2 separate regions of the Mus musculus genome follow, and region 2 is linked to region 1. The links are chromatin loops, found by intact Hi-C in ENCODE. Cell type or tissue: left cerebral cortex. All regions are shown on one strand. Each heading gives the region's core, and the rest is flanking DNA. Links, peaks and the distances in the headings are about the cores only. Region 1 holds the start of Gcn1 (GCN1 activator of EIF2AK4). Region 2 holds the start of Rab35 (RAB35, member RAS oncogene family).

Evidence for each region. A loop is a pair of places that touch in the nucleus more often than their neighbours do. Peaks named below come from ENCODE experiments on the same cell type or tissue, not always from the same donor. Only the 100,000 strongest peaks of a DNase experiment are listed, where the experiment ranks them.
Region 2: it touches region 1 in a loop (2.4-fold over the local background); 3 of 42 quality-filtered maps call a loop at or near these places.

What each region holds. Positions count from the first base shown.
Region 1 is chr5:115,564,491-115,575,764 of GRCm38, reverse strand. It overlaps Gcn1 (GCN1 activator of EIF2AK4), which reads right to left and starts at 10,502. Exons shown (of 58, transcript NM_172719.2): 1 at 10,459-10,502; 2 at 4,254-4,356; 3 at 1,123-1,186; 4 at 469-600. The coding sequence starts at 10,476. In left cerebral cortex, for the core only: no CTCF peak of the experiment used is centred there; DNase peaks (open chromatin) are centred at 2,855 and 4,487; H3K27ac peaks cover 548 bases.
Region 2 is chr5:115,626,145-115,637,418 of GRCm38, reverse strand. Rab35 (RAB35, member RAS oncogene family) reads right to left here and starts at 5,432. Exons shown (of 6, transcript NM_198163.1): 1 at 5,221-5,432. The coding sequence starts at 5,272. 1110006O24Rik (RIKEN cDNA 1110006O24 gene) reads left to right here and starts at 5,603. Exons shown (of 1, transcript NR_027810.1): 1 at 5,603-6,370. In left cerebral cortex, for the core only: a CTCF peak has its summit at 5,813; DNase peaks (open chromatin) are centred at 4,306, 4,740, 5,518, 5,846 and 1 more place; H3K4me3 peaks cover 2,439 bases; H3K27ac peaks cover 1,476 bases.

The DNA.
Region 1 (11,274 bases), core at 2,212-7,211:
ACAGCCAGGGCTATACAGAGAAACCCTGTCTCGAAAAAAACAAAAACAAAAAACAAAACAAACAAACAAAAAACCAAAAAACAAGAACACAGGTTGCTCTTCCAAAGGACCTGGGTTCGATTCTCACAGCAACCACATGGCAGCTCCCACTGTCCCGGGGACCTGACCCCCTCCCCTGGTATCCTCAGGTTCTAGGCATGCACATAGTATACAGACATACGTGCAGTAAGAGACTCATTCACATAAAATGTACATGAACAAGTATATAAAGCTTTGCCCATCCAGTGCCTCGGGCCCACTGGATCTTTTCTCTACTAACTTGGTTCCTCTCCCCACTCAGAGGCGCTCTCTAGTGCCATTCAGAGTACAAAGGTAAGAGGGCCAGATGTGCTCCCACCAGTGGCTCTACACCAGCCTACCTGAGAAGTTGGCACCACCCCCCGGAGGCCCGCAGCCCCAGGCCCGTACCTGGGAACACATGCTTTGGAGCCAACCCCTGAAGACTGGAGAGAGTGCAGGAGGTTCTTGGCGGTGGCCTCTGGCTGGGCCTCGGCCAGCTGCTGGATGGCTGCCTGCAGGGCTCTGCGAGAGGCTGCGTCTCTAAAGAGGGAAGGAAGGGGTAGTGACATGTGACCTCAGCAGAGACAGGGCTGCTGAAGTCAAGCACTGCTCTTCGGGGGGACACTCATGGTCCTACATTTCAGGGGCCCCTAGGGGACAGAGATGAACCTGATAAACCCACCTCACCCCAGAAAGAGCACAGGATGACAAGAAGGGCAGAATCTATGCTCATGGTGTATATGCCCCATGACTCCTTTATAGCTTTATAAGTGCAGCTAATGATTGCATACATGCGCTGAGATATTATAATAAGGCAGGCAGTGTCCCAGGCCTTCACACTAACAACTTCCCATGAGGTACAAAATGCTATCATCCCCATTTTGCAGATGAGAAAACTGAGGCATAGGGAGGCTAAGTAACTTGCCCAGGATCCAGTAGTTAAGAGCATGAACCTAAGAGTCTGGCTCTAACAACTAGGGGCTCTCCCCACTGCCCCATGCTGTCTCTCTGACACAGTGTCGCTGTATGGCACGGTCTAAGCCCTGGTCTCTGGGGGCTCACCTATATCGATGCAGTGTCAAGCAGAACAACTTGCAGAGCCCTTTCACGGCTCCCTCTGGCAGATCTGAAAGCAGAGTTCACAGAGTCTCAACAACAAGCACAGCGGTGAGTGTCCGCTTACATCAGTCCTGTCAGCTGGGATCCTGGTACCAGACGCCCTAGTAAGCCCCGCACCTTGTAAAATCTCAAGGAGAAAACAGGCACATGGAACAGAAACGCCCCGAGTGCAGGAGACACTTGCTAAACCAACGATGGATAGAAGAAGCCCAAGACCCCAGCATCTCCCTCTCCCTACAGAGCAGGGCTCAGCAGGGCTACGACTGCCTGCTCTGCTCTCCGGCCTGGGCGCTGGCTTTAAACTGTGCTGTTGGTGATGCTCGGAAGGTACTTGCTCACATACAGTCTAATAAGTGGTCTACAAGTCAGCAGGAAGGCCACATGTAGTGAGGCACACCTTTAATCGCAGCAGTGGCCGGCAGATCTACGTGAGTTAAAGGTCAGTGTCACCTACATAGTGAGTTCCAAGCCAGCCAGAGCTACACAGTGAAAACTATCTCAAAAATATATAGACAGACAGACACCCTGTTTCTAAACTAAACAAAACAAAAACTGGTGGGCAAGGTGGTTTAGTGGGTAAAGGTACATGCATACTCTATAAGCCTGACTTTAATCTCACCCCTGGGACCACGTAAAGGAGGAAGGAAGGAGCTGCCTCCAGAAGGTTCTCTGTCCTTCACGTGTGCATCCTGACACTTGTAAGCATACCATACACAAACAGGCATGCACACAAAATGACAACATTTTTTTACAGTTCATAAACCAGGTGTGGTGATGCATGCCTTTAATCCCAGCCCTCAGGGAGGCAGAGGCAGAGACAGGTGGATTTCTGTGAGTTCTAGGCCAGCCTGGACTACATAGTTGAGTTCAAGGAGAGCCTGAACTACAGAGACTGTCTCAAAAAAAAAAAAAAAAAAAAGGTGGGGGGGGGGGGGGGGAGAAAAGCTTAAGAACCAGGACAGGACAGGCATGCCTGGAACTAGACAGCCCTGAAAGCCCAAACCTGCATTTGTCAACTGTGGGAAATACAGAGAGGGCAGGAAGACAGGGAAGAAGGCTCTGAGGAGAGCACTCAGGCCGCTCTGTAAACCAAGGCACTGCCCCACCCAGTGGGCTCTGCTGTAAACCCACCTTCCAAGGAAAAAATAAACAACAGGAAGCCAGCAGGCCAGCCAGAGGGGCAGCCAGGCGGAACAAGAATGCCCTGGCATGCTGGTGAGTCAGCTGGGACAAGCAGGACCCGGCAGACCAGAGCAAGCAGTCAGCAGAGAAATTTGTCTGGGGAAACTCAGCCCCTGTATGAGGTGGATGAAGCCCAGGAGGAGCTTTCTCAGCACGTCCCATTTCAGGAGCCCAAACGATGGAGAGGAAACAAGCAGAACTCCGAGCCTGTGGGGCTATCAGCACTAAGGAAACAGCAGCCAAGCTGACAGACCAGGAACAATGACAGGAAACACCCAGCGCTCGTGTCCGCTGTCCCGAGCTGCAGATGCTCTCACACCCCCGCCTCACCAGCCCTTGAGAGGCATCACAGGAGCTCATGTTCAGCCTAGGCCCGGAGTGTTAGAGGACTGAAAGCTACAGATTCCAGGAAGGAGGCTGGGTGTTCACACCACAGCACCTCACAAGTACAACTTACTTGGAACTGTACATTCAGGGTGCCAGAAAAGCAAAACCACCCTCAAAGACTCAGAGTAGTTCATAAACTGAGACGCAGAATTCAAACTTACTCCATAAACGGGTGTGTGTGTGTGTGTGTGTGTGAGGGATGTAGTACTTGGCAGTTAGCCTGCAGGGAAATCTAACCAGCACGGCTCAGTACAAGCATATACTTGGCATCTCTGCACAGCAGCCTTAACAGACTGGGGCCTTGAGAGAGTCGCCTCCGAGTAGGCATAAAATTATACACTACAGCACTCACACACAGGACAGCTGAGAAACTCACGCAGCAACTGACACCACTTACAGCTTTAACAAACTTGCCTGTTACCCAGGCAACAACAGGTTTGAAGCAGCAGGTGGGAATGTGAGAGAAGATTGGAAGGAAAAGCCAGATGTGGTGGTTTACATCTGTAAGCTCAGCCCTGGGGAGGCTGAGGACAGAGGACAGACATGCACTACAAGGTAGCTGGGTCCATCCAGGGAGACCCTGTCTTGGGAGGGAGGGTTGGAGGGAGGGATGGAAGGTAGGCCGGCTGGTTTGTTTGAGTTTGGTGCAGTAGTGCACACCTATAATTCCAGGACTGAGTGCTAAATAAGGAGAGTGGGATTCAAGGCCATTCTAAGGAGTCCATTCTAAGGAGTCCTTTTCTCAAACAACCACCACTACTCTCCCCGCAAAAAGAAAAGTTAGTAAAATGCAAGCGCCTGTAGGGACTGTTCTCGGGGCGCATTAGAAAACACACATCTCTCAATCTCAGCTAGACTTAGGGTACTTAGCTGGACGCCACCTGCTACCATCTTCTCATGTCCGTGGACATACAAAGAAAATATCTGTGTGCCCAGTATACTGCTCAAGAATCAACATAATTAAAACTACAAATAAGGGGGCTGGAGAGATGGCTCAGCGGGTAAGAGCACCGACTGTTCTTCTAGAGATCCTGAGTTCAATTCCCAGCAACCACATGGTGGCTCGCAACCATCAGCAATGGGATCCAATGCCCTTTTCTGGTGTGTCTGAAGACAGCAACAGTACAGTATTCTTATACATTAAATAAATAATAAATAATTTAAAAAAAAAACCTACAAATAATGGCCGGGCGGTGGTGGGGCTCACCTTTGATCCTAGTGCTCGTGAGGCAGAGGCAGGCGGATCTCTTGAGTTTGAGGCCAGCCCGGAGTACAGAGCAAGTTCCAGGACAGCCAGGGCTAACTGGAGAAATCCTGTCTTGAAACAGAACAAAACAAACCTACCTGCACCGACCCAAATGTTTCAACTGTTTTGAAGAACATTAAAAAAAAAAAGGTGTAGTCAGAAGCAGACGAGCAGGGTCGTCTCATCAGCTCAGGGAGAAAGAGAGCGCGCACCCTGACTTCCCTCAGACACAGCAGTGCAGGAACAGGCAAATACACACCTTTGCCGGCGATGCATCGCCCCAGTTCACTGAGAATCTCTCTCCGCTCCTTCACACTGGCTGTTGTCACCTTCACAGCGAAGCGCTTCAGTGTCTCGGAAACCTGCGAAGACCAAACCCACACAAAGTTTCAACAGACATGACAAACGCTGAGTGTGTGTGTGTGTGTGTGTGTGTGCACAGGCAGAGCTGCGTTCTGACAGCTGGGGCTGGATAACATCTTGTCATGGGAAGCTGCCTCTGTGCATTATGGGGTTTTAAAAGCATTTCTCAGCTCCACCCACTAGTCACAGCCAGTTTCAGCCCACTCTCCTCCTGCCCTAGTTGTGACAATCAAGTCCCTAGATGGTGTAGAATCTCCAGACACAGGGAACAAACAGCACCCTCAGTGTAGATACACTGTCTTCATCCACTCAACATACTTTTCTTGAACTCGGGCAAGGCAAGGCAAAGTTCAGAAGCCTCTAGACAGAAAGCATCCTTTCATAAACACCCCAAAAGTTCACCCCTGGTTGATGACTATGGGTGAGGGAAAGCCTCTTTCCTAAGAGGTGAGCACTGGAAGACTGACGACCACCACCACCACCACCTCCGTCCCCCCCAGCAGGCGGCCCCACCCCCGCACTCACATCAGCAGCACTAACTGCACCAAATACCAAATCAGAGGACCCAAACACCAAAGGACCCACAGTCAATCCTCTGACTTCCACACACAGTGTGGCACAGGCCCACAAGAGCACATTCACGCACACGTACATACCCAAACAAAGTAAATACACCTATTTTTAAAGATGGCTTAGGAGTTAAGAGCACTTGCTGATCTGGCGGAAGACTGAGACTCAGTTCTCAGCACCCACACAGCAGCTCACAGCCATCTGGAACTTCAGTTCCAGGGGACCTGATGCCCTCTTCTGGCCTCTGCAGACACACAGTGCACTAACAAACAGACAGGCACTCACACATACACATGAAATAAGATTTCCGTTAACTAGCCAGACGTGGTGGCGCACACCTTTAATCCCAGCACTCAGGAGGCAGAGACAGGTGGATTTCTGAGTTCGAGGCCAGCCTGGTCTACAGAGTGAGTTCCAGGACAGCCAGGGCTACACAGAGAAACCTTGTCTCCAAACCCCCCCCCGCCCCCCAAAAAAGATTTCCGTTAAGTGATCATGAATGTGGAAAGGGTCTGTCCTGGGGCACTGGGTAGAGAGAGGGGGAGCGGGGGTGGATATAATCAAGATACACAACCTACAACAGTCCCAACACAACAAATACATTTAAAAAGGCAGTACAAGCCAGGCAAGATAACATGCACCTTTAATCCCAGAAGGGGGCAGAAGAATTTCAGTGAGTTCAAGGCCTGCCTGGTCTATATAAAGAGACCCTGTCTCAAATAAATAAATGCATGAATGAATAAATAAATGGCAGTACTTTTTTTTTTTTTACATGTAAACTATACCTCAAAAATCCCAGTTTGTGAAGTCTAGGGAAGGCCCACAGTACACCCAGCAGGCTCTCCCTTACCAGGGTCACACTCTGACCTCCCAGGGAGAAAGCCAGGACCTTGCCACTCTGGCAGAAGAGAAGCACACAGCTCTCACTAATGGGGAAAGACCAAGAGGCTGGATCCCAGCTCGGTCTCACTAGCTGTGGACGCCAAGTCAGACAACGGCAGCTCTCAGGTTCAGTTTCTCTAACGAAGGCAATTAATTAACAGCTCTTAACTCTTGGGACTAGTATGGCAACTAATTCTAATTCACTCAAAAAGCCTACTACCATTAATAAGCCTGTGGGGGCAGCACCAACAGGCCCATCTCCCACTTCCACAGTAAAAGCCTCTGCCTCAAAGCGGAGCCAGTGCCACAGCACCTGTGTTCTCAGAACTAACCCTGAACCCAAGCTCGTCTATAAAAGGGTGCCAAGGCGTCCACAGCCTCCTTCAACTGAGTTAGCACACACGCAGTATGTGAACAGTCTGAGACCCCGGGGAAACCTGCTCCTGAGCGGTAGTCTGCAAACTTCCTGTGGCAGGCTGCAGGTCCACAGGGCAATGGACGGCTCCGAGCGGGGAAGAGGACACTGGTTTTGAGGGCAGTTCATCCACAGGAAGTTTAAATCAGTAACTTGAGTCAAGGGCACAGACAATGAACAATGCCTTCTTTTTACGTGTACTTTGGAGAAGGGCAAACGTTGAGTGTGGAGATTAGGGAACAACTTGTGGGAGTTCCCCACAGTGGGTCCCGGGATCGGGCTCACCGGTTCCTGCTTTTTCTTTTATGCTTAAATTCCTACTCTAATTCTCTAGGGAATGGACACGGTGGTCTCCAAACTATTTCTTGCTTTTTGATTGTTTGTTTGTTTGTTTGTTTGTTTTTGGTTTGGTTTGGTTTTCTTATGGCCCTGGCTGTCCTGGAACTCACTATACAGATCAAGCTGGCCTTGAACTTGCCTGCATCCCCAGTGCTCAGAGAAAGGAATGTGCCCCCACGCCCGGCTGGCTTTGGTAATTTAAGTGTCCTTTGTTCTCACTTCCATACCGGCAAAGAGCCCAGGAGCTCCAGATCTGTCCCCCAAGCCTGAGCCTGGCCAGCACTTCAGTGTCACCTCCACTGTTCCCAAACATGGAGGTGCTTGCAGTGAGACTTTTGTTTTCCCGCCAGTGGCCTTCGGACTCTGACCCCACCACTCTCTCCATCCCATCAATAGCAGTCCTCAGGGTCACAATGAGCCAGCTGCGGTGATTGATGCTGGAACTGTACGGAAACAGTACCGACACGACCTCCATTTAATGACTGTGTTCCTCATTCCGCCTAGAATGCCTTTCCCTGGAGTTAATAATTGCCCTTCCCACGATCCTGTTTGCGGTGTTCTTCCTAATCTTATTAATTATTCAACTCAAATTCTTGGTTGTGTGTCTTTATTCCGGAAGATTCTGCCCTTCGTCCAGGAGCCTGTCTCCCTGAGTTCTCTGTTCTTCCATGTGTAAGGTAACCACCACAAGTGCCCCCAGGGTCCGTGAAAAGGCTCGAGCCTCATAGTCAAGTCTGCCATGACGCAGAACTCCATGCTGAAATCACTGTCCTTCAGAACACTGAGGCGACTGTACTCCTCCACTGAATGCTAACCTTTACCTAGGGTTGGGAAGACCAAAGCTGTTGTAATATTTTTTGTTCTGACATGGTTGGTCGCACTATGTACAAGCAGGCCTCCAACTCTAACCTACTGTGTTTGGTTCTAGGAATGCCTGGTTCTGCTTTGATCTTTTAGAAGGGATCGGGTTTTCTGTCTAGAAACTTCTAGGCCTTTTTTTTTTTTTTTTTTTTTAAAGATTCTGAAATTTCATGGTCAAATGCTTTGCTGTAAGACTATTTTATCCACAGTGCTGAGAACTCTGGTCTGGAAACATCTCCATCAGTGAAGGATCCTGATCCCGTGAGCTCTGCCTTTCAGAGGTTCTGCAAGGTCTTCCCGTTGGTTCCTGAGTTTCCTAGCTCACGGATCAGGAGTCATTTCCTTCAGTGTTCGGAAATCTGTATCTCACGGGGGACGGGGTGTGTGTGTGCACACCCTTGATACCAAGGTTGGGAGGCAGAAGAAGAGCTCTCTGAGTTTGAGGCCAGCCTGGTCTACAGAGTTCCAGTAAAGCCAGGGTTACACGGAGAAACCCTGACTCAAAAACCAACCAACCAAACTCTACCTCTTCTCACGTTCTAGCCTCCAGACTTGGCCACTGCTGCCTGTGCACTGCTGCTCCCACATCCATTTGCTGGGTCTGCCTTGCTGTGCTGGGGACCAGACAACAAGGCTTGAAATGTACATGCCAGACACAAGGTCCATCACCGAGCCTGCCCTCCGCCCTAAAATATCTTGGAGGAGGGATGCTAGGGATGGAACTCGTGGATGCCAGACTCCACCACTGGGTTCCCACACAGCCTAGAGAGCATGCGCATGTGTATGTGCACCGTGCATGTGTTCAGATGTTCACATGCCATGGTGTGTGTGTGTGTGTGTACACACACGTGCGCTCATGCGTGCACAGGTCAGAGGACAACTTTCAGGAATCAGTTCTCTCCTTCCACCAAGGGATACAGGGGTCAAAACTCAGGCCATTTTGCTGGCACATCAACAAGCACTTTTACCCAATAAAACATCTTGCTGGCCCCGTATTATAATTTTTTAAATGCTTTACCAACCTTACTGAGGTTTGAGAAAATAATGCATATGTACTACCCTCTGCCTTCCAATATGGTAACATTAAACTTCCTTTTATTTTCTTTATTTTTTTTTTTTAGAGACAAGGTCTTATCACAGTGCAGCCTTGGATGGCATGGAACTTTGAGAGATCCTGCTGTCTCTGATTCCCGAGTACTGTGACAAAAAAACAAAACAACAAAACCCCTGTGCCACCACGCTGGGCAATAACAAAGCATTAAACTCATAGTGATAGTTCTCTCACAAATATGCAGGAACTTTTCATATTTGACAAGGAAGTCGAAGCTCTTTTCCTTAATCAGAAGTTGCCAGATTAGGAATAGCTTGTTGCTCAGCCCTTGCCCAGCAAGCGTGAGGGCCCTGGGCTGGGTCCCCAGCGCTACAAAGTAAGATAGGAAAAGTTTCCCACTGGAAACCTTATATGCTAAGAGCCTCTAGGAGTCACACTGGGCATTGGAAAGATCAGCTCTCACACCTCCCAAGTCCACCGATATCTCTGCAGACACCACTGCCCAAGAGAGGATTTTCTGAAATGACAAACCTGATGTGGCTGCTCTGAAGACATGAAGGACAAATCACTTGAAGCACAGGTGGAGAACCGAATTTTTAAATTTCATTTAATTCTGACGAACTTAAGTAAGCTTTACGGCTCTTTTGATAGCACAGTTAGGTAACCTACTACTAAATAACACAACTCTAGGGAGAAGATTCTTAAATATTCAGAAACATTAAGTAACTTCCCTTCTTAGGATTCACTAAGACGCAGCTCTGTCTAAACAAATTACCAAACCCTTTTACTGAAGACCCTTGCAAAGCATCTTTTTAATGATCAGGTTAAATGGCTCCTCTTTGGCGGGCCTTGAGGATCAAACATAAAAATCAATTAATCTCACCCCAGAGACTCAAACTGTTTTTTAAATACGTTCCTGCCAGGCAGGGTAAGCCCCCCACCCACCCATTAAGAAGCCACAGGCAAGATGGCTACAAGTTCAAAGCCAACTCACTATATATATATATTTTTAATTTGTTTGTTTCTCAAGACAGGGGTTTTGTGTGTGTGTGTGTACCCATGTCTGCCTGGAACTCCCTCTGTAGACCAGGCTGGACTGGCACTCAGAGATCCACCTGCCTCTGCCTTCCAAGTGCTGGGATTAGAGACGTGCCACCACCGCGCCACCACTACCTGGCCTTGATCTACATTTTTGAAAAGGGAGGGTGGGATGGAGACATGGAGAGAAAAAAAAATTATGTTTCTTATTTATTATTTCATCCTTCCACGAGGCTACAAAAGAGGCTGAGATGGAGAAGGGGGTAGCCTCAACGCCTCCCTGAACTGCAAGGTACCCACAGGTGTGAACGCACAACGGTGTCACGACTCTTCGCAGGTGAAGACATTTTGAGATCTCACCCAGGACCCAGTTAACACCCAGCAAACCCACATGGGACCCTACTATTTTGTCTCAATACATCTTCCCATAAAATAACATAGGATATCGGTATTATCACCACCACCAAATGTTAAAAGGACCGAGACCCTGAGGGGTGATGTCATTGATCCAACGCCTTGACGAAACCAACGAGCGGAGGCTCAACTCCGAACCCGTATGGACATAAAAAGGCTACGCTCCGAGTGTGGGCACAGAGTCGGGGGGCCTCTGCATCGCCCCGCGGGCTCCGGAGAACCGTAGCCGACGCCGAGTGTAAGCTCTGCCACCGCCGGGACCCGCACAGCCCCAGCACGGCACCCGCTACCCCGAAGCCAAGCGGATGGCAAGATGCTCGAGTCCAGGGTCGCTCTGCTCGCCCAGGCCGGCCGGAGCCTCGAGCCGCGAGCAGCCGCCGCCCCCTTCCCCCGCGCCGCCGCTTCCGTCTGCGCCCTCCGCGGCCGTGGGCGCCGCAGCCTCCGCCCGGGCAATCCCGCCGCCCCACTGCCCGCGCTCCGGGTCCGGTCCCCGCCGCCCGCCGCGTTGGCCGCCGCAGCCGCCCGCCTCACCTGCGTGTCCGCCGCCATCCTGCCGGCGCCCAGTCCGGAACCGCTTCCGGAGCGCTTCCGGGTCACAGCAGGGCCCACGCGGCAAGGCGAGGCCTGGCGCCCCCGGGCGGGAGGGCGGCCGCAGGTCGTGCTCTGCAGCCCCTGGGCGCGGGATCTCCTCGATTCGGCCTCCCCCGGACAGCGCCCTGCAGCTCTGGCATCCTTGGGGGGATCCCGGGTCCAGCACCGACACCCCCCATCGTGCTGTTTCCTAGGCCCCAGGAATGAACCCAAAGACTAGTCTCAGGCCCAAGAGGCTTGGAGGTTAGAACAGGTGATGGTGAGGTACGCGGGAGGGATGCAGGGATGACCCGGGAATTGCGTGACCTGCTGGGAGCCTCAACTGCAGACAGCTAGGGACAGGGTTGAGGAAGAGTTCGATGTCTTAGGACAATTATTGAATTTTTACTATAACTCAAGAGTGTGCTTGGAGAATGCGGTCTCCAGGCTTCTTGGCCCTCAGCAGTGGCAACTATACAGATGGGGGGCCGGGCGTGGTGTCGCACGCCTTTAATCCCAGCACTCGGAAGGCAGAGGTAGGCGGATTTAAGGCCAGCCTGGTCTAAAGTGAGTTCCAGGACAGCCAGGGCTACACAGAGAAACCCTGGGGGGTGAGGGAGGGAGAAGAAAAAAAAATATATATATACACACACATAGATGTATAGTGACGTCACAAGGTTAATGATAGCAATAGGGCATTGCATTTGATACAGTATTCACCTACTTGTTAGAGCCCATTTTTTAAATCCTCAGCTTTTCAGACTTAACACTTACTGA
Region 2 (11,274 bases), core at 2,725-7,724, 61 kb before region 1:
CGAGACCTGTCCAAGTGCGTCCTCAGCAAACTTCATGCCACTTTAGTTTGCACAGAAACTCAAAGGTGGAAAGAGCCCCTGATTTTATCAGGGATATTCTGTAGGTGAAGAAAGTGAGGATCACACGACCAGAACCCCTACTTGGTGACCACCCGAGTGCCTGGGCCTCTGGACTTGCCAATGCAGCTCCTTGATGTGCCTTGCAAACATGCCCGCCTGCTCGCCCGCCCCCTCCAGACCGCCAAACACAGTGACTCTGGTTGGCAAGAACACCAACCTGCCTCCTGCCCTCTGCCTCCACCACCCCAAAGTGGCTAGATCAGCCAGCCTCAGAATAAAGATAGTCGCACACTCAAGTCTATGTGGTGGCTCCTGATGCTCCCAAGAATTCCAACTCTGTCTCTTCACATGAGGAAACCAAGGCTTACGGAATGAGCAGCTAAGACCTAAGGTTCCCCCAGTAAAAAGTAAGCCCAGATTCAAGTCCAGGCTTCTGGAGCAGCACTGGACACCTCTGCTGAGAGCCTGCCAGCTTGTTTGTTCCTTCCTTCCTTCCTTCCTTCCTTCCTTCTTCCTTTCCCTTCTCCCCCTCTTTTTTTTGGGGGGGGGTGGTGTTGGAGATTAATTACCACCTAGCCTCAGTCAGACTTGAACTCACAGTAGTACAGGATGACCTTGAATCCAATTCTTCTGCCTCTACCTCCCAAATACTGGGGCTATAGGGATGCTGGGGATCGAACCCAGGACTCTGTGCATGTGAAACAAACATTCTACCAACTGAACTATACTCCTAGCCCTGAATGGGGGCATTTTCAGCCCCTTTAATAGAAATGCAAATGACTTCAGTTTCTTTGAAAAGCAATTTTGCAGTACCAAGAAAACTTTAAATACCCCAGACATCCTCACTTCTGTGGAACTGCTACACAAGAACAAGCACAGTGTATCCCAGTAATGAAGCATGACTTAAAACAAAAGCAGCCAAAAGATATATATGTGTGTGTGTGTGTGTGTGTGTGTGTGTGTGTGTGTATGTATGTGTGTGTGTGTGTGTGTATGTGTGTGTGTGTATGTGTGTGTGTGTGTGTGTGTGTGTGTGTGTATGTGTGTGTGTGTGTATGTGTGTGTGTGTGTATATATATATATATATATGTATGTATATATATTTATAAAAAATAAGCAGAGCATGTCGTGTCAGCCATCCTCCTCGTGCAGCCTTTACAGGAACCAGCATAAAGTGACCCCACGGCTCCCATACACCTCCCGTCTGTTCTATGTCGAACAGAGACGCCTTCAGAGGCACCAAATCCTATCCTAGGACACCAAAAATGCCCCGTGACTAAAATCAAAATTTAAGTGTATGTCCCTATTATGAGAGAAGCCCAGAGCTTGACTCCAGTTCTGAAAGACAGGGCAGTTCCACCCCAGCGCTCAAGTAGCCAAGGTTGCAAACCACTGCTGCAGACAGCTGTACAACTGTTTCTAACCCAACCCCAGACACCCTCTCCAGGCCACTCCAGTGAAGAACTTGAGTCCAACGGGGTTCTACCTTCCCAAGGAGGGTCTGGGGAGGATGCTCTGCTGCTGAGCACCAGTCAAAGCATCGGCGCACCTGTAGCTCAGCCCTCTGCTCACAATGAATGCCCTTGCTTTGCATCACTTCCTCATTGTTCCGCCATGAGGCTTCCTGCTAAACCCAAAGACAGCCCGGCTTCTGGGCTGGTCCTCACGGTGTCTGCCTGTCACTGACACCCCATTGGCCCACTGCTGCCTCTGCTTCCTCCTGAAAGTCTTCTAAGTCCAGCTTACTCAGCTAAAAGCTCTTTCTAGCCACTGAGCAGTGAATTCTCCAGGACCTAGACCTCCCTTCCCTCACCCTATGTGTTCATTCAGAGCCATGAGCTGAGCCCAGGACTTCATAGCTACCATTTAATGCCCCTCCACAAGCTGACAGTCTCAGTGAAGCCATGCTACACAATGCTATTACAGCAGCATCCCCAGCCGCCAGGGAAGCAGCGCTTAAAACTTGAGGGGCAGGAGACGGCAGGATTTTTTCCCCCTTAGACAGGGTTTGGCTGGCCTGGAACTCTCAATGCAGACCAAACTGGCCTCAGCAGCACAAAGCCACCTACCTGTGCTGGTTTCAAGATGTGCAATACCACATCTGGCTGCCGACACCACCTCCATCATCACCACCACCCTTACCACCTCTATTATCACCACCATCATCAATCATTATCACCAACATCAATTATCCTAGTCTCATGTATCTATAATAGCCAAGGGAGAGAGAGGTACCATCCGCAGTGCCAGCAAGGACTTGAAATCCTTGGCTGCAGAAAACCCACTAGTCACAACATGGTCTGCTGCCATGGGACTTGATACCAACCTCCAACTCTGCTCTTCCTGAGAGGAACAGAAACCAAGATGTGCCACCTCCCAAATATCCCAGCTGCTATCTACCCTACAGATGCACCCAATGAAGAAGTCCAGGGCCCACCTCCAGCACAGCAGCACTTTCTTCTGCCACCTAACCTGAAGGCTTGCTATGCTACACTTGATGCCTCTTGGGAGACAGGGATGTCACCGCTGACCACCCTTCACCCCTGCATGGTACCACAGACCTACCCCAGCTCTGCCCACTGCTCTCCTGGGGCCACAGACCTAACCAGCCTGCTGCAAACTCAGGTAAAGCGGCATCAACTTTAACTCTGCCTCAGTGACCACATTCTCCTGTACCCGCAGACCAACCATGCCCACCTCTCAGCTCCCGTCTACACATCTGTTAAGAGAAGGATTTTAACTAGTGTAACCTCCAGGCTCTGAGAATGAGGGTGACTGGCACCAGTGGGTACGGTTACAAACCAAAAGCCATTGTCAGGACAGCTGAGAGGACAGGACCTCGGGTATAAGGAAAAGATGCCCATGTCCAGGGAATACATTCCAGAAGTGTGTACCACATTGCAGAGGGGGGGGGAGGAGAACTTAGACTTGAAAGCCGCTACACTAGGATCCGGTGAGGCCCGCTGCCTGCCAGCCCAATGCCGCCTGCTCTCAGGGTTAGCACATGGGATTAGAACTCACAGCTCTGCTGCTAAAGCTTAGGGCAGCGAAGGCTTCTCCTCTGAGCCTTGGTTTCCTTATCTGACAAACCACAGAGACCATGGGTGAGCATCAGATAACAGAGTGTCTGTGGATCAGTTGATACACCTTCAGAAGCACACAGTCAAGGGGCCAGGGCAATCAGGCGGTGATGTCATGGTCCCTGCTCCCTGGCTTCCATCTCCCAGGTTCCTGAGTGTCATCTCCGTGGCAGGAGAAACCCAACAGCATAGTGTCTCCTCCTTCCCCATAAGCTGGGCCTGCACTCACACCGAATCTGGAGCTAGTCACACACAGACTGACCAGTGAGTCCTGTCCCCACACCTGACTTCTGAGCAAAAAGAAAAAAAAAAAAAAAAAATCAATACACCATGCGAGGTGCACCGTAAGAAAGCAGGCAGAAACCATTTCCTGGGTTTCACAGAAGAGAAAATGCCAACAAGCTACATCTTCTTGCTGAGTTTGGCCTTTCGAGTTTTGGATATTAACACTGGCCACGTCTTGAGGAGGGATAAAGACCTCTGACCACAGCGGGCTGACTTTAGCTCTGAAAGGAGAGAGATCACCATAATGTCAACAAACCCTCAAGAGCCCAGAAGAATGCCACTAGCTGGGTCCAAGTTCAAGTCTATCTACACAGCTTGCCTAGTTTTCTTTCATTCAAACCACTACAGGTCAGTCTTCCAGCTTTCCAACTCCGCTCCCAGACACAGCTATTCTTCTACCCCAATCCTTTAGGCCTTAGCATTTCCCGACACCTTCCCCCCCTAACAGCAACCCCCTAAGACTTCAGCCATCTTCCACCAGATCCAAACCACCAACCACATCCCAACCCAGCTTCTCCCGTGAGACCAAAATCCACTTATTTCCATGTCCGTCTATGACAGCGTCAGCCAACAAGCCTATATCCTGAGTCTCAGGGGGGACACGGAGCTCTAGTTCCTTGACAATACACAGGCTCTACCACCAACTTGGCTGTCTCAAGTCACATGACCCTCTCTATCCCACACTCCAGTCTGATCTATAAACTTAGCTGCTCGCCAGCCTCCTTCCTAAAACATCACATATTCCTGGCACCTCAGCTAAGCTCCCCTAAACATCCTGGGCCTGCCTCCCTGAACTCACCATCACCCCACAGGACCTGGTCACCTGCCATACTCCAAACACCTCTAAAATGCTTCATCCTTGGCCAGAAACCAGTGTGACTCTCATTCACTGACCAAATGCATTTAAGCACTGGGTACCAGAAGCTGATCTATGAATCAGAGATGGCGCGGTACTGAAAGGTGTGTGGTGTGTGTGTGTTTGTGTACACAAAGCACTTAAAATATTGAATGAAGCACCCGGGTAAGAGAACAGCAAACACTGTCCACCTACTGTGTGCCAAACACTAGTCCCCTCATTAAGTGTGTGCTCACATCAGCCTTGGCAGGCAAATCTACCACTCCCATTCCACAGATGAGAACTGAACCTTGCTGAGACTTAGTAACAATTCTAAAGGAATGCGCTCATGGCTGTACCTGCCGCACCTCATCCAAGCGCACGGCAACCCGGAGACGGGTCCTGGAAATACCCCCATTTCACGGAGCGCTGAGTCTTCACAGGGCGACTCATGCTGCTAACACTGTGAGTTACTTAGAGGTTACTTTATGCCGGGTCAGGCGCTTTTCCCTACTTTCAGCTCACCGAATCATCCCACCGCTCAGCTTAACAAGTCCCCACTTCTCAGATGCAGGAACTGAGGCTCAAGGGAGGCGAGACAACTCGCCCAAGGTCACAGAGCGGCAAAAGCTTGCCTCCCCGGGACTCGAACCCGGCTCTCTCCAACTCCAGCGATCGCGCGACTTGACCAAGGTCACACGTGAGGCAGGAACGAGCGCCGGGGCCGTGCGTGCATCCCGCGCCCTCGGTGCCCCCCGCCCCGCCGAGGAGCCACCCCGGAGTCCCCTCGCTGCGGCCCCCCCGGGGCCTGCGACCCCGCCGAGCTCCGCGCCTCCCGCCCCGCGCGGGCCGCGCCTCCTCGCTCGCTCGCCCGCCCGCCCCGCTCGCCCGCCCGCCCCGAGGCCCCCGCGGGCCGCGCCCGGCAGGGCCCACACCGCCTCCGGCCCCTGCGGCCCTCACCGCTGTCGCCGATGATGAGCAGCTTGAAGAGGTGGTCGTAGTCCCGGGCCATGGCGGGCGGGGGCGGCGGGCGGGCGGGCGCGCGCGCGCGGGCGGGCAGGCGAGCTGGGCGGGCGGGGTCGGTCCTGGCCTCGCGATCCGCAGCTCCCTCCCGGCTGCTCCGGCAGCGGCGGATCCACTTCCCGAACAAACAGCCGGAACTGACAGAAACACCTCCCTCCGCTCCCCCACCTCCGCCTCCTCCTCCTCCTCCTCAGCAGCCGCCGCCGGTGCCGCCGCCTCCCTCCTTCCCGCCCCGCCCCGCCACTGCGCAGGCGCGGGGGCTGGAACCGCCTCTGCGCAGCCGCAGCCCCGGCCAGCCGCGCCCTCTCCGCGCACGCGCAGTGCGCTACGCTCGCCGGCCGAGGTCCGAGTGAGCTAGCGAGCGAGCGAGCGAGCGAGCGCCGTCGCTGCGGATCCCCGGGAGAACCGAACCGTTTAGCAGGGCCCGACGGAAGAGAGGTGACAACCGGCCGCAGGGCTGAAGCCTGGAGGTCAGCGCTGGGGAGGAAGTCGTCCCCCGAGCACCACGATCCCGGACGCCCGACCCCCTGGCGGAACGGGTAGCGGTTCCGGATTGGGATCCGTGGGGCGTATGCACCCTGCTCGCCAGCGCTTCTGCTCCTTCTGCCTCAGTTTTCCGGACGCAGCGCGGAGCCAGCCCCACGTTTTTTTCCAGTTGGAGCGGAAGCCCACCTGCCCGTCCCCGAGAGCTGTCGCTGCCATCGCCATCCTCCCTGCAGGTCTGCAGGGATTGCCCCATCCCTGTGGTTTTTTACTTTTTCCAGACAAGTTCTCAAGTATCCCAGGGTGGCTTCCTGACTCTCTCGAGTAGCCGAGGATAACCATATACTTCTGATCCCACCTGTACCTCCTGAGTCCTGTTTTAATGTGGTGCTGAGACTCGAACCCATGGCTTCGCAGATGCTAGGCAGACGCTTTTCGAGCTGAGCTCCACCCCCAGCCTCTTTGTCCCTGCTTCTTCTTGCCCTCCAGTGCTTTCCAGCCAAGCACCTGTTGGGGATACTGCCCACTCCTAATCTTTCCCCGTAAGAAGCAGTGCTAGTGTTTAAAACAAAACAACAACAAAATACAGACGCTTACTGAATTCAAAGTTGACATTAGTTTTCCTTTAAAGTTTCTTGGACAGCATGAAACACTTACTAGTCTAATGGATACATGTTTTCCCATACATTTCAGAGTATCTAAGCACCCATGTGCCTCTCGCAGTTCACCGGTATGCCGCCATCAATCATTTAACTGCCTCGTCACCACGTGGTACCCCCATCTGATGGTTGTACTATTCCTTAACAATTCCGCTGCTGGTAGATTTATGCAGTTCATAATTTTCTTGTTATTCAAGGTACTGCAGGTCCTTGAACAGCACACACAGTGTCTGATCTAGGCCTTGCTTGAACTCTTTATTTCCCTGAAGCAAGCCTGGTGATGTCAGATGAACACGAGCCTAGAATCATAAGATACTGGCTGAGGAGAGACGCTGGCTGTGTTGTGTTCTTGATTGAAAACTCCTGGGACTGGCCAGGTTCCTGCTATTCCTTTGATTGGCATTTTTTAAGAAACAGGGAAGGGGCTGAGGAATGGCTCAGCAGTTAAGAACACTGGCTGCTCCTCCGGAGGAACCTGGTTAAATCCTCAGCCCCTCCCACCCCCCATGGCGCCTTACCAGGATCTGTAACTCCAGTCTCAGAACTGATGTCACCCTCCGGCCTTGGCTGACACTTGAGACATGTGGTCTGTAGACTCAAACTAACATTCAGGTACATAACAGAAAAACCTCAAAACATTTTAGAGGGGCTGGAGAGATGGCTCAGCGGTTAAGAGCACTCTGGCTGCTCTTCCAGAGGTCCTGTGTTCAATTCCCAGCAACCACATGGTGGCTCACAACCATCTGTAATGGGGTCCGATGCCCTCTTCTGGTGTGTCTGAAGATAGAGACTGTACTCACATGCATAAAGTAAATAAATAAATCTTTAAAAAAAAAAAAAAAAAAAACATTTTAGAGGAGACAGATGGAAAGCAAGAAGTCTTAGGATTAGGGTAGACTTCAGATAAGCACTCCACGTCTCCCTGGCACCTAAAGCATCGGGTCAGGTCATCTTCATGCCTGCTCCTAGGTTGAAAAGATTGCAGTTTCAATGCCAGCTTTGAAATCCACCCCTGAATAGCTTCTGGATAGTCAAGGGGCCTCAGAGTCTGTTTCCTCAGAATACTGTAAATGTGAGGCTATGCATCGTCAGTCACAGGGACCAATGTTAGTCATTCTGCAAGGGCTCGCTCATCATCGAGCTGTTTCCTATAGGGGACTTCCCACAGTCCCAGAGCAGCAACCTGTCAACACAGGACTCTCTGGGGAGTGAAGCAGAACAGCTCTAGGGAGATGAGATTCCCAGTTCTGCCCCATCCATATGTCACCTGGAACCCAGTGGGTGTTAATTCCTGCCTTTATTCTGTAACTATGTAATGGCCTCTTACCATTTACTATACTATACTATACTGTACTGTACTGTACTATACTATACTGTACTATACTTCAGAGGACACAGACTGTCTCTGTTAGCAAGAGGGAAGGAGAAGAGTCCGTCACAAAGATTTCATGGTGACACCAGAACAGAGGCACACTTTGAATGTCAGCTGTATTCAGACAGCCGCTGTCACACCCTGTGAGAATCATCAATTTTGGCTTGGAGGGGGGAATTCCCTGAGGCCAGGGTATGCTTCTGGAATCCCAAAATGAGTCTCCCAGCAAACGCTCTGAAAACACTGTCTAATGTTTACCTGGCTGCAGTCAATGAAGAGTTCTTTCCAAAAACGCATGTGTCGTGTGTCGCGTGTGAACTGCTGCAGGCTGGTCAGGACAGCCCGCAGCTAGAGACCTTGTCCCCATGTCCCGGGCTACAGCTTATCTTCCTACCTTAGAGCTAACTCCGGAGATCCCCATCAGAAGAGCAGCACTGCAAAGCTGTGTCACAGACCCGCGGCAGGAGCACCGCGGTGGTGAGCGGGGCTGGGCAGTTACAAATGAGACAAACAGTGACAGGCAGACAAAGCTGCTTTTTCAACATCACCTGGTAGCTGGATCCATGCAACAAATTCAATTTGTTGACTCATTAATTCAATAAATACGGGTGTGCTTACTAGATGCACCCAGAAGCCAAACACCACCCACAGCTTCTTCATAGTAGGGGAGCGAATCAGTAATCTGTCCAACTGTTAGTGGGGCTGGAGAGGTGTTTCTGTAGCGGAGGAGCACTTGCTCTTGCAGGCGACAAGGTTTGGTCCCCAACACCCACACAGCAGCTAGCGACCAATGACTATGACTCTCAGGCTCCAGGAGAACAGACACCCTCTATTAACTTCTCTAGGAACCAGGCACGCATGTGGTGCAGAAACGTACATGCAAACTGCCCCTGTACGTTAAAAAAAAAAAAAATCTTTCTAAATTAAAAAAAAAAAACAAAAAACAAAAACCTGCCACAATTATTGGGACTTACTTCATGCCTGGCACTTAGCATCCAGAGACTTAGCAGTAAGCGAAATTTAAAAACCTACCTTCGAGGTGTTTGGGAGTACAGGCCACGGGGATGACAGAAGGAAGTGTAGCATATGAGGGACAGGGAGCCAAAGCAGCTCGGGGTGGCAGGCCTCTACTCTTCAACCTCGCAGTGAACAGTAAGCAGGGAGGCGGAGACCAACCAGGGTTCCTCAGAGGTCCAGAAGGAGGGATGGGATGTGAGGCTGCAGGGTAGAGAAGAGGGGGCCCCTGAGGGCTTGGGGAAGGGTAGCACCCTGAAGTCTGCAGTGCTGGGGTTAGGTCAGCACGGGGACCTGCGGTATCTGGGTAAATCTGAGGGCTGTGGTCATGCAAAAATGTGGAAGTGAACATAAAAACCACACCAAGCCTCTGTGTGGCTCTACCGAGTGATCCAGGGGCTGTGTGCACGCTGGGCAGGCGCTCCACCAGCTGAGCTATTATCATCGGGCTTCCTAGTTTATCATCATCATCATCATCTTATATGGTTTTTAAAAAAGATTTATTTATTTTATGTGAGTACACTGTCACCATCTTCAGACACCAGAAAAGGGCGTCAGATCTCATTACAGATGGTTGTGAGCCACCATGTGGTTGCTGGGAGTTGAACTCTGGACCTCTGGAAGTGCACAGGGTTTCTCTGTGTGGCCCTAGCTGTCCTGGAACTCACTTTGTAGACCAGGCTGGCCTCAAACTCAGAAATCTACCTGCCTCTATCTCCCGAGTGCTAGGATTAAAGGCGTGTGCCACCATGCCTGGCCAGGATTATTTTTATTGAATAGACTTTTATTGGTGACTAAAGAAACACAGGCTTCTTCCCCCACGATCCTCCTGGCTGTCTGAAGGACCTTAGAGGCCCCCTTCCCATGTGCCCCTCGTGTTGTGGTGTGGTAAGGTGTGGGGGAAGAGGGGTGCCTCTGCTGGCCCATACTGAGGCATCCCTTCCTCCTGAAGGATTAGCCACATGATGGTATAGTATAGAATAGAGTTTATTCAGGGCATGGGGAGGGGAGTTGAGAGGACAGTAGAGACAGAGAAAGGCAGAGAGAGAGAGAGAGAGAGTAGTAGAGTAGAGGTCAGCCATGAGCATATGGTGACAGGGGGAAGGGAATGGGATGAGACGGGGAGCAGGGGCAAGAAGGCAAGAGAGAGAGAGAGAGAGAGAGAGAGAGAGAGAGAGAGAGAGAGAGACTGTGGGGCAGAGCCTAGTCCACATGCTAACACCTCGGCTCTACCCTTCCTAAGGACAGAACTCTGTGCCGTGGGGACTGACTGATGGCCAGTCCCTTCCTGCCCTGTCCTGGCAAAGGCAGCCATCACCTTCAGAAGCCTGACTTCCAGATCTTAAGGAAGCAGCCCTTCAAACCACAGGGTCAAAAAACTGGAAGGCGCATCTGCAAGAGCGTCGTGCCCATCTGTGTTCCACCTTCCACGGTGACTGCTGGCTTTGTCAGGGTTCGGCTGCTGGGGAGAGAGACACATGACCAAGGCAGCTCTTAGAAGAGAAAGCATTTCATTGGGGCTGGCTCACAACTTCAGAGGTTTAGTCTACCTTGGTGGAGAGTGTGGTAGAACAAAGGCAGATATGGTTGCTGGAAGAGCTGAGAGTTCTATATCCAGATCGGTGGGAGAAAAGACGCTAGGCCTGGCTTGGGTCCTTGAAACCTTAAAACTCACCCCCAGTGACACACTTTCTCCCCAGCAAGGCCACACCTCCTAATTCTTTCAAATACCGCCACTCGCCACTCATTTGGTGACCAAATATTCAAATCTATAAGCCTATGGGTCCATTCTCATTTAAACCACCATGCTGGCCCTTTCCCTTAAGTCTCTCACTCACACTGTCCATATAGGGAGCACCTCGCCTTATGCAGGGTACACCGTTATCATCCAATGCAGATGACAAGCCTGTGGTGTCCACGCCCATTACAGAGCTGGATCACAAGCAGGGCAGGGAGAGTTTGAATCTAACTGCAAAGCCCCTAGTGTGTCCTGTGCATGGAACATGGAACAGTAAGGCATTTTCTTCAGCGTACCTTAAAACTAGTCCTTTAGATAAGGCCCTGGTGCTAGTCCACACAGACTGGTCCCCAGGCCTGGGGTGGCTAGGCTCATCTTCCTCTGGCACTGCAGAAAGGTAAGGCTTGGGAGTTTGAGAAAGTGTCCGTCACCAGAGCAGAAGGGCCCCCAGGTGTGGCAGCTTGTGGCTGCAACCCCAGGGCTGGGGAAGTGGAGACTGGAGACTCCCTGGAGCCCGTTGCCAGGCCAGTCCCTCGGAATCAAAGAACTCCAGGCTCAGTGACAGGACCCTGGCTCAAAAAATAGCATGGAACGCAATCTAGGAAGACACATGTGTCTGTATACACACACACACACACACACACACACACACACATGTCACCTGCATATAGAAAAATACATATACAAAACAAAAATAAAATCCCATTTTGCGTGCTCTCTCTCTC